Linked DNA regions of Homo sapiens: region 1 is linked to region 2. Evidence: chromatin contacts called from ENCODE Hi-C or POLR2A ChIA-PET data. All regions are on one chromosome and are shown on one strand. Each heading gives the region's core, a stretch centred on a gene start or an enhancer-like site at or near the end of the contact. The rest is flanking DNA. Distances are from core to core; before and after follow the strand shown. Region 1 overlaps GATAD2A (GATA zinc finger domain containing 2A). Region 2 overlaps GATAD2A (GATA zinc finger domain containing 2A).

The links. A loop is a pair of places that touch in the nucleus more often than their neighbours do. ChIA-PET counts read pairs that join two places held with the same protein, here RNA polymerase II (POLR2A). Pooled maps may share reads with other maps.
Region 1: a loop to region 2 is called in a map of endothelial cell of hepatic sinusoid, with 13 times the contacts of the local background. The contact joins two enhancer-like sites. A Hi-C loop is called at or near these places in 17 of 168 maps with a recorded cell type or tissue (CD14-positive monocyte, GM11168, HepG2 and 11 more), 5 of 37 single-sample maps with no recorded cell type and 11 of 50 pooled maps. POLR2A ChIA-PET finds 5 or more read pairs at or near these places in 22 of 52 experiments (AG04449, B cell, CD4-positive, alpha-beta T cell and 17 more).

The regions. Positions count from the first base shown.
Region 1 is chr19:19,419,570-19,422,954 of GRCh38, reverse strand. All of the region lies in intron 1 of GATAD2A (GATA zinc finger domain containing 2A), which reads right to left. Among named protein-coding and RNA genes, the nearest start is that of MIR640, 14 kb to the left of the region's middle. RefSeq lists an enhancer at 2,034-2,093. Within about 2 kb of position 2,135, at least 4 of the 41 ENCODE cell types and tissues checked have a DNase peak (open chromatin) inside an H3K27ac peak, as active enhancers do.
Region 2 is chr19:19,460,065-19,463,510 of GRCh38, reverse strand. The region is part of intron 1 of GATAD2A (GATA zinc finger domain containing 2A); the gene reads right to left. Among named protein-coding and RNA genes, the nearest start is that of MIR640, 27 kb to the right of the region's middle. RefSeq lists enhancers at 456-1,237, 2,361-2,500, 2,831-2,950, 3,261-3,446, 3,377-3,446. Within about 2 kb of position 1,715, at least 6 of the 41 ENCODE cell types and tissues checked have a DNase peak (open chromatin) inside an H3K27ac peak, as active enhancers do.

The DNA.
Region 1 (3,385 bases), core at 886-3,385, 41 kb after region 2:
CAGATCATGAGTTCAGGAGATCGAGACCATCCTGGCTAAAACGGTGAAACCCTGTCTCTACTAAAAATACAAAAAATTAGCCGGGCGTGGTGGTGGGCGCCTGTAGTCCCAGCTACTTGGGAGGCTGAGGCAGAAGAGTGGCATGAACCCGGGAGGCGGAGCTTGCAGTGAGCCAAGATCGCGTCACTGCACTCCAGCCTGGGTGACAGAGCCAGACTCCATCTCAAAAAAAAAAAAACAACAAAAACAAAAAGAATAGAGAAATGCAAGGCTGTACACATACTCCACACCTCCTTGACAATGTATAGTATCAGACAATAAAAGTATGATTGGAAGATGCAAGAAGAGCAAGGGCTCCTCAGAGTGTTTCACAGAACTGTCAACTGTCCTCACCACTATCCCCAGCCCTTACAGGATAAACTGAGGCCAAGATGGAGGAAGCAATGCCTCCCTGAAGTCTTAGATGTCACAGAAGGGACACCGAGGCTTGGGGAAAGCAGGTGCCAGGTGGACGTGGGGCTCTGCCAGCTAGGAGGAGTTCTGCTTGTGTGGCCCAACAGCCAGCTTCCAGGGAGCAAGCAGAGAGAAAAACTGTGCTGGTGGGGGCTGGCACCTGGGGAACCCTGCTCCAAGAGGAGCCAGATAGCAAAGGCCAAACCGCCTGCCTCCTGCGGTGGGAAGCAAGCAATCCCAGAGCCTTGAAATATGCTTGCTGTTTCTGCCTCAAATGGCGTTTTCCTTGCTGGGAAGAGGCTTCAGTATGAAAATGCTGATATGTTATAAAGAACAATGTAAATTTCACTAGAATCACTGCCTAAAAATAAGAAGGTCTGGCTGGGTGCAGTGGCTCACGCCTGTAATCCCAGCACTTTGGGAGGCCAAGGAGGACAGATCACCTGAAGTTAGGAGTTCGAAATCAGCCTAGCCAACATGGTGAAACCCTAGTCTTTACCAAAAATACAAAAATTAGCTGGGCATGGTGGTGGGAGCCTGTAATCCCAGCTACGTGGGAGGCTGGGGCAGGAGAACTGCTTGAACCCAGGGGGTGGAGGTTGCAGTGAGCCAAGATTGCACCACTGCACACTCCCAGCCTGGGCAACAGAGTGAGACTCTGTCTCAAAAAAGAAGAAAAAAAAAAAAGAGAGAGAAGGTCTGAAGAAATCTGTCAGACTACACAGCCTTAGGCTAGGTCCTCAGCAGACTTTACCTGCATCACCCCCAGAGTAAGACGGGGCCCCACAAGAGGCTGAACTCTGCCACACAGAGCCCATGTCCAACACGGACTAGGATGTCTTTCTTCCCTCGCACACAGTAGAGTGGCTGCACACATCAGGCTTCATGTCAGCAGGCAGGCAAACAAACACAGGGCCGGGACACACTCCACCCTCCACAATTCTAAGCCGTTGGTCCTTGAGAACCCAGCCATCCAACCCAGAGAAGCGCGCTGCTCTCAGTGTGGTCAGGGTCCCAAGTCAACCACAAAGTGTCACTGAAGCACAGCGCTGCCTAGACAACCCAACCTACATGCAAGACATGCCCTGGGAAACTGGTATGGACAGGCGAAGGGACAGTACAGGCCAGAAGGGGTGAGGAGGGGCAGGGCCATAGGGGCAGGGGCGTTAGTTCACTCATCCATTCAACTGGCTTTCACTGGGCCAGCCTTCTCTTCCTCCAAGGAGGCCTACTGCCCTCACCTCCCTGGCCCTCCCTCCCTCTATCTCAAGCCACCTCAAGCAGATCCAGACCCTACCTAACCCCTATGCCAGCACTAACATGCAGCCAAGCCAGGCCCTGCTTGTCTCTGTCCCCAGAATGGGACTGCTCGTGCATCCTCACAGTCCAGGCCTCCCCCATTGTCCGTCGGGCATTGCTGAGGCAGGATGGGGAGGACCTGACCCTCAACGGAGAAAGTTACCGCTAGGCACCTGGATTCAAACTGCTAGAGAAAAGCGCACTTCTGAAAACTTTGGGGACACCAAGAGAATCATCTCTAATATGTTGACAAGAGGTTTTGTTACTGAAAGAGGAAACAGTGGCTAACAATTACTGAATTCTTTATTTGGTGCCAGGCAATGTGCCAACACGTTACATGCCTGATTTCATTTAATCCTCATAACCACAGAACGAGGTACTGTCATCATACCAACACTCATACGAGGGACTGTCATCATACCCACACTCACACGAGGGACTGTCATCGTACCCACACTTCACACGATGGAACCCACACTGTTATCAGCACTTCATGCAAGGGACTACCGCCGATATCCACACCTGACAGAAGAGAAAACCGAGGTTAAAAAAAGTCAAGATGGGGCTGGTCGCGGTGGCTCACACCTGTAATCCCAGCACTTTCGGAGGCCAAGGCGGGCGGATCACGAGGTCAGGAGATCGAGATCAGCCTGGCTAACACAGTGAAACCCCATCTCTACTAAAAATACCAAAAAAAAAAAAAATTGGCCAGGCGTGGTGGCGGGCGCCTGTAGTCCCAGCTACTTGGGAGGCTGAGGCAGGAGAATGGCGGGAACCTGGGAGGCAGAGCTTCCAGTGAGCCGAGATCGCGCCACTGCACTCCAGCCTGGGTGACAGAGCGAGACCCCGTATCAAAAAAAAAAAAAAAAAAGTCAAGATGGGCTGGGCGCGACGGCTCTCGCCTGTAATCCCAGCACTTTGGGAGGCCGAGGCGGGCGGATCACCTGAGGTCAGGAGTTCGAGACCAGCCTGGCCAACATGGTGAAACCCCGTCTCTACTTAAAAAAAAAAAAAAAAAAAAAAAACTAGCTGGATATAGTGGTGCGTGCCTATAATCCCAGCTACTCAGGGGGCTGAGACAGGAGAATCGCTTGAACCTGGGAAGTAGAGGTTGCAGTGAGCTGAGATCACACCACTGCACTCCAGCCTGGGTGACAGAGTGAGACTCTGTCTCAAAAAAAAAAAAAAAAAAAAAAAGTCAAGATGGTTGCCCAAGGTCACACACTTAATAAGTCAGATGGGAATCCAGACCCAGGTCAGCCACCTCCTAGGCCCAGGCTCAAACCTGAACCGCTGTACCATTGAGAACAATCTGATTGAGACGGTCCTAGGACTGGATCCTTCCCAAGGCTCTGGGAAAACTTCCTCTACCAAAGATGTAGGTAGGCATCATCCAGGGCGGTGACTTACACCTGTCTCAGCACTTTGGGAGGCCAAGGCAGGCGGATCACCTGAGGTCAGGAGTTCAAGACCAGCCTGGCCAACATGGCAAAACCCCATCTCTACTAAAATACAAAAATTAGCTGGGCATGGTGGCTTGTGCCTGTAATCCCAGCTATTCGAGCAGCTGAGGCACAACAATCACCTGAACCTGGGAGGCGGAGGCTGCAGTGAACTGAGATTGCACCACTGC
Region 2 (3,446 bases), core at 466-2,965:
CGCTCCTGCTCAGCTGCCCCTCAGCTCCTCCGTGGAATGGAGCCCAGGTAGAGGTCGAATGTGGAGGTCATGGCCTCACTTCTCTGGGGGAGGTGAGGAATGCTACGGTGTCCCTCTCAGCCCTGAAGTTCTATGGTCTCTGTCCTTCCTTCCTCCGACATGCCTTGCCCATAAACCCCATCTGAACTGCTCACTAACAGGTTGTCTGTCTTGCCTCCCATGAGACCACAGATAAGTCACTGCCCTCAGAGTGTGGGTCCCCTCCTCTCATTTCCCTCACTGTGGGAGGGGTGGGACATTTCTCCTTCAAGCACTGCCTTAGACAGCAGGTATGTGCACTCCCAGGCCCAGGGCAGGGAAAAGCCTGTTTAGGTGAGAGATGAGGGGAGGCCAGGACCTCGGACAAGTAAGGGCCCCACTCTACGGATGAAGCTTCCCAGTCTGGCCTTATAACTACTGTTGGGGATGAGGTCCCCAGGTGGACAGGGAGAATGCACCTCCACCTCCAGGACATAGCACCCTTCCCTGTGACTCAAAGAAACCCCCATGCTCCCCACTCTGCCCCTGTTCCAGCCAGGCAGGGCCCCTCCCAGCACAGCCTCCCACCCTGTAAGCTCTGGGCTCAGTTCCATGAAGCCCATTTGAACCCAAGACCCTGAATGAGTTCTCGAAGCTGCTCCAGCCCACATGGACAAGGTGGAACTGACAGCCAGATCAGGGGGGCCGTGCCTGTGTGGCCTCACTTCGTTCTCACTGGTATAGGACCAGAGGCTACCCAGAGGTTCTGAGAGATGCAGGATGGAGCAGGGCCTCAGGTGCCCAGCAGAGCTGCTCCCTCCAGCCCCAGAGACCTCTCTTGTTGGGCCCCCTGTTGTGGTAGCAGGTCAGGGTCCTCAGCAGAGGGCTGGCTGGCGTGTACTCAAGGTGCACAGCAGCTCACTATGAAGCCTAAGGCCTGGAACTCTGCCAATCCCAGGCCCGGCACTGACGGCTGGCCTCACAGCGCCCGCCTGCCCTATGCCTGTGCCTCCCAGAGGCAGGCCACTGCGGGGCGGGGCCCTGCGGCACCCCTCCCCCACCTCAGGAAGGACAGGCACAGCTGGAGGGGGTGGGGCCAGCCCCCGAGTGCAGGGGGCTCCTTTGGCAGGAGCCTCCTCCACTGCCAAGACCAATGACGCAGGGCCTGCTACTGGCCAATCCTCGGCCACCACAGGACACTTGCTCCTGGGGAGGGCAGGTGCCAGTAAGGAGTGGCTCCTCCCTCCTCGAAGCAAGCGGGACTAGTGCCCCCAGCACAACAGGGCTGGCGGCCACCGCACAGCAAGCACAGACCCAGGAGCAAAGTTGTCAGGAAGAAGAAAGCGCGACAGATGACTCCTGCAAAGAGCAGTGGGGGGTACATTAGAACACTTCCTAAAAGTAGGTGAAGAGGCTAGGTCACCCTGACTGGCAAATGAGGATTCATTTCAAAATTCCCAGTGACAGGGGAGAGTGAGGGGAAGGCAGCTCCGGTGGCGGAAGTTCCAGGCAAGGGTTGTGCGGGAGCTGCCAGTGCATGGAGAGTAGCCCCGTCCTGGGGGCTGAGATCCTCTGCCGGCTGCTGCCTGCACAGACAGATCCCAACAGCAGTGTGCCCATTTGAAAGAGGAGAGCACTGAGGCTGCCAGGGCTGCCTGAGACACAAGGTTGAAGGTCAGCCTCACCCTCCTCCTCACTCTCTCCAAACACCCCAGGCCGGACTGCAAGCCAGCACAGATGAGCAGCACCAGCAAGGCTGAGTGGGCATCGGTCTCCTCTGATACGTCCCGCACACACTGGGCTGGCAGGTGGTGGGGGCGTAGCCCAGCTCTTCCTCAACTAGGGGCCAAAAAGGACAGGTTCCAGCCACACTAGAGACCCCACACAGGTACAGCGCAGCTCTGACCGGGAGCACCTCCATGGGCTTTAGGGCAGATAGGAATGCTGCTTTATTTTCGTAAAATGCCACCATCCAACTGGCCTGAGAGCCTCAGGCAGAAAACATGTTCTAGAACAATTCCAAAAGGCTGACTGATGCTGTGGCAGGAACCAGAACTCTTAAAGAGGACTTGGGGGACAAACAGAAGGCACCCAGCACACTTCTGGCACACCAGGCCAGTACGCATCTCTTGATAATTAAAAGAGAAATTAAGTACATGACACAAATCATAAAACCAAACCCCTGAGATCACAATGCTAATACTAACTCTACCATAAAATGCCATCTGTGGCACCCATCACTAACATACCCATAGTAACACCCTTATTTCAGACAGGAAGAAAGTGAGGCTTCGCAGTAAGTGGGTTAAAGCACTGGCGGGAGCAGCAGGGCTGATGCTCTTAACGGTGGATTTTAGGCGTCTTTCTGCCTCCTCACCCGACAGCAGCTCACCGAGCCTCCACTGTGGGCTGGGGACTCAGTGGTGAACAAGACAGAGGGAACACCATCCACCCCCATGCTGGAAAACGAGCGAAATGACAGAGGGTGTTGGTGACGGTGCTGTGGGGACACGAGGCAGAGCACGGGGCAGTCAGAGCACACAGAGGGACGGGGGCTGGGTGGAACGGGCGGCACCGGAAGCCAGCCCTGAAGGAGACAGGGCCTGAGCGGAGACATGTGCTGGGGGAAGCACTGGCCCAGGCCGGAGGGGAGGAATCTGGCTTGCTCTAAAGGATCACCTGGCTGGAGGACTGCAGGGCAGGGGAGCGGTTCCTATGGTGCAGCTACACTGGGGAAGGGGACAGAGCAGAGGGGAGTTGGGGCACTCCGGAGGGGGTTGCTTTCTTTCACTTGTTTTTGCCTGAGCAACTGGACCAGTGGGGCTGGCTTTTCTGAGATGGGGAGGAGCAGATTTGAGGAAGGAAGGTTGGGCTACAGTTCGGATGTGCTGAGTGCGAGGCCCACGATGAGCCCCACGGAGATGCTGAGGAGCAGAGCCCTGAACCTGGGGGCAGCCACTGTCCTCAGGAGGCACAGGGCACCTCAGGGCACCTCTTCCTATCAGGAAGGAAGAAGGGCCCATGAAGCAACCAGTGCTGAGTCAGATGATGACAACGGGGTCCAGGTGCTAGCCTCGCTAGCTGTGAGCTGCGCCCAACACTCAAGACACAAGGACCCTGTAGGCACACAGCTGCAGCAAGCCTGCGCCCAGGTGCCCACCTCCAGAGCGCCCCTGTGGCCCTGCCCTTCACACAGATTGATGCACAGCACAGATGGGCCTCTGGACCCAGAACCCCTGTCTACTCTCCTCCCGGCAGCATAGCCCGAGGAAGCTCCCAAAGCCACATCCTGGATCTGTACCCCCTTCAGTGGCTCTCCCACTTCCTAAGAGTCAAACCAGGGTACCTTGTTGTGGCCCAGAAGGACCTGTTGAGGGGGTAAGGAGAGAATAGGTGGGCCAAGTTTTGGCATTGGCAGAGCCTGCCTG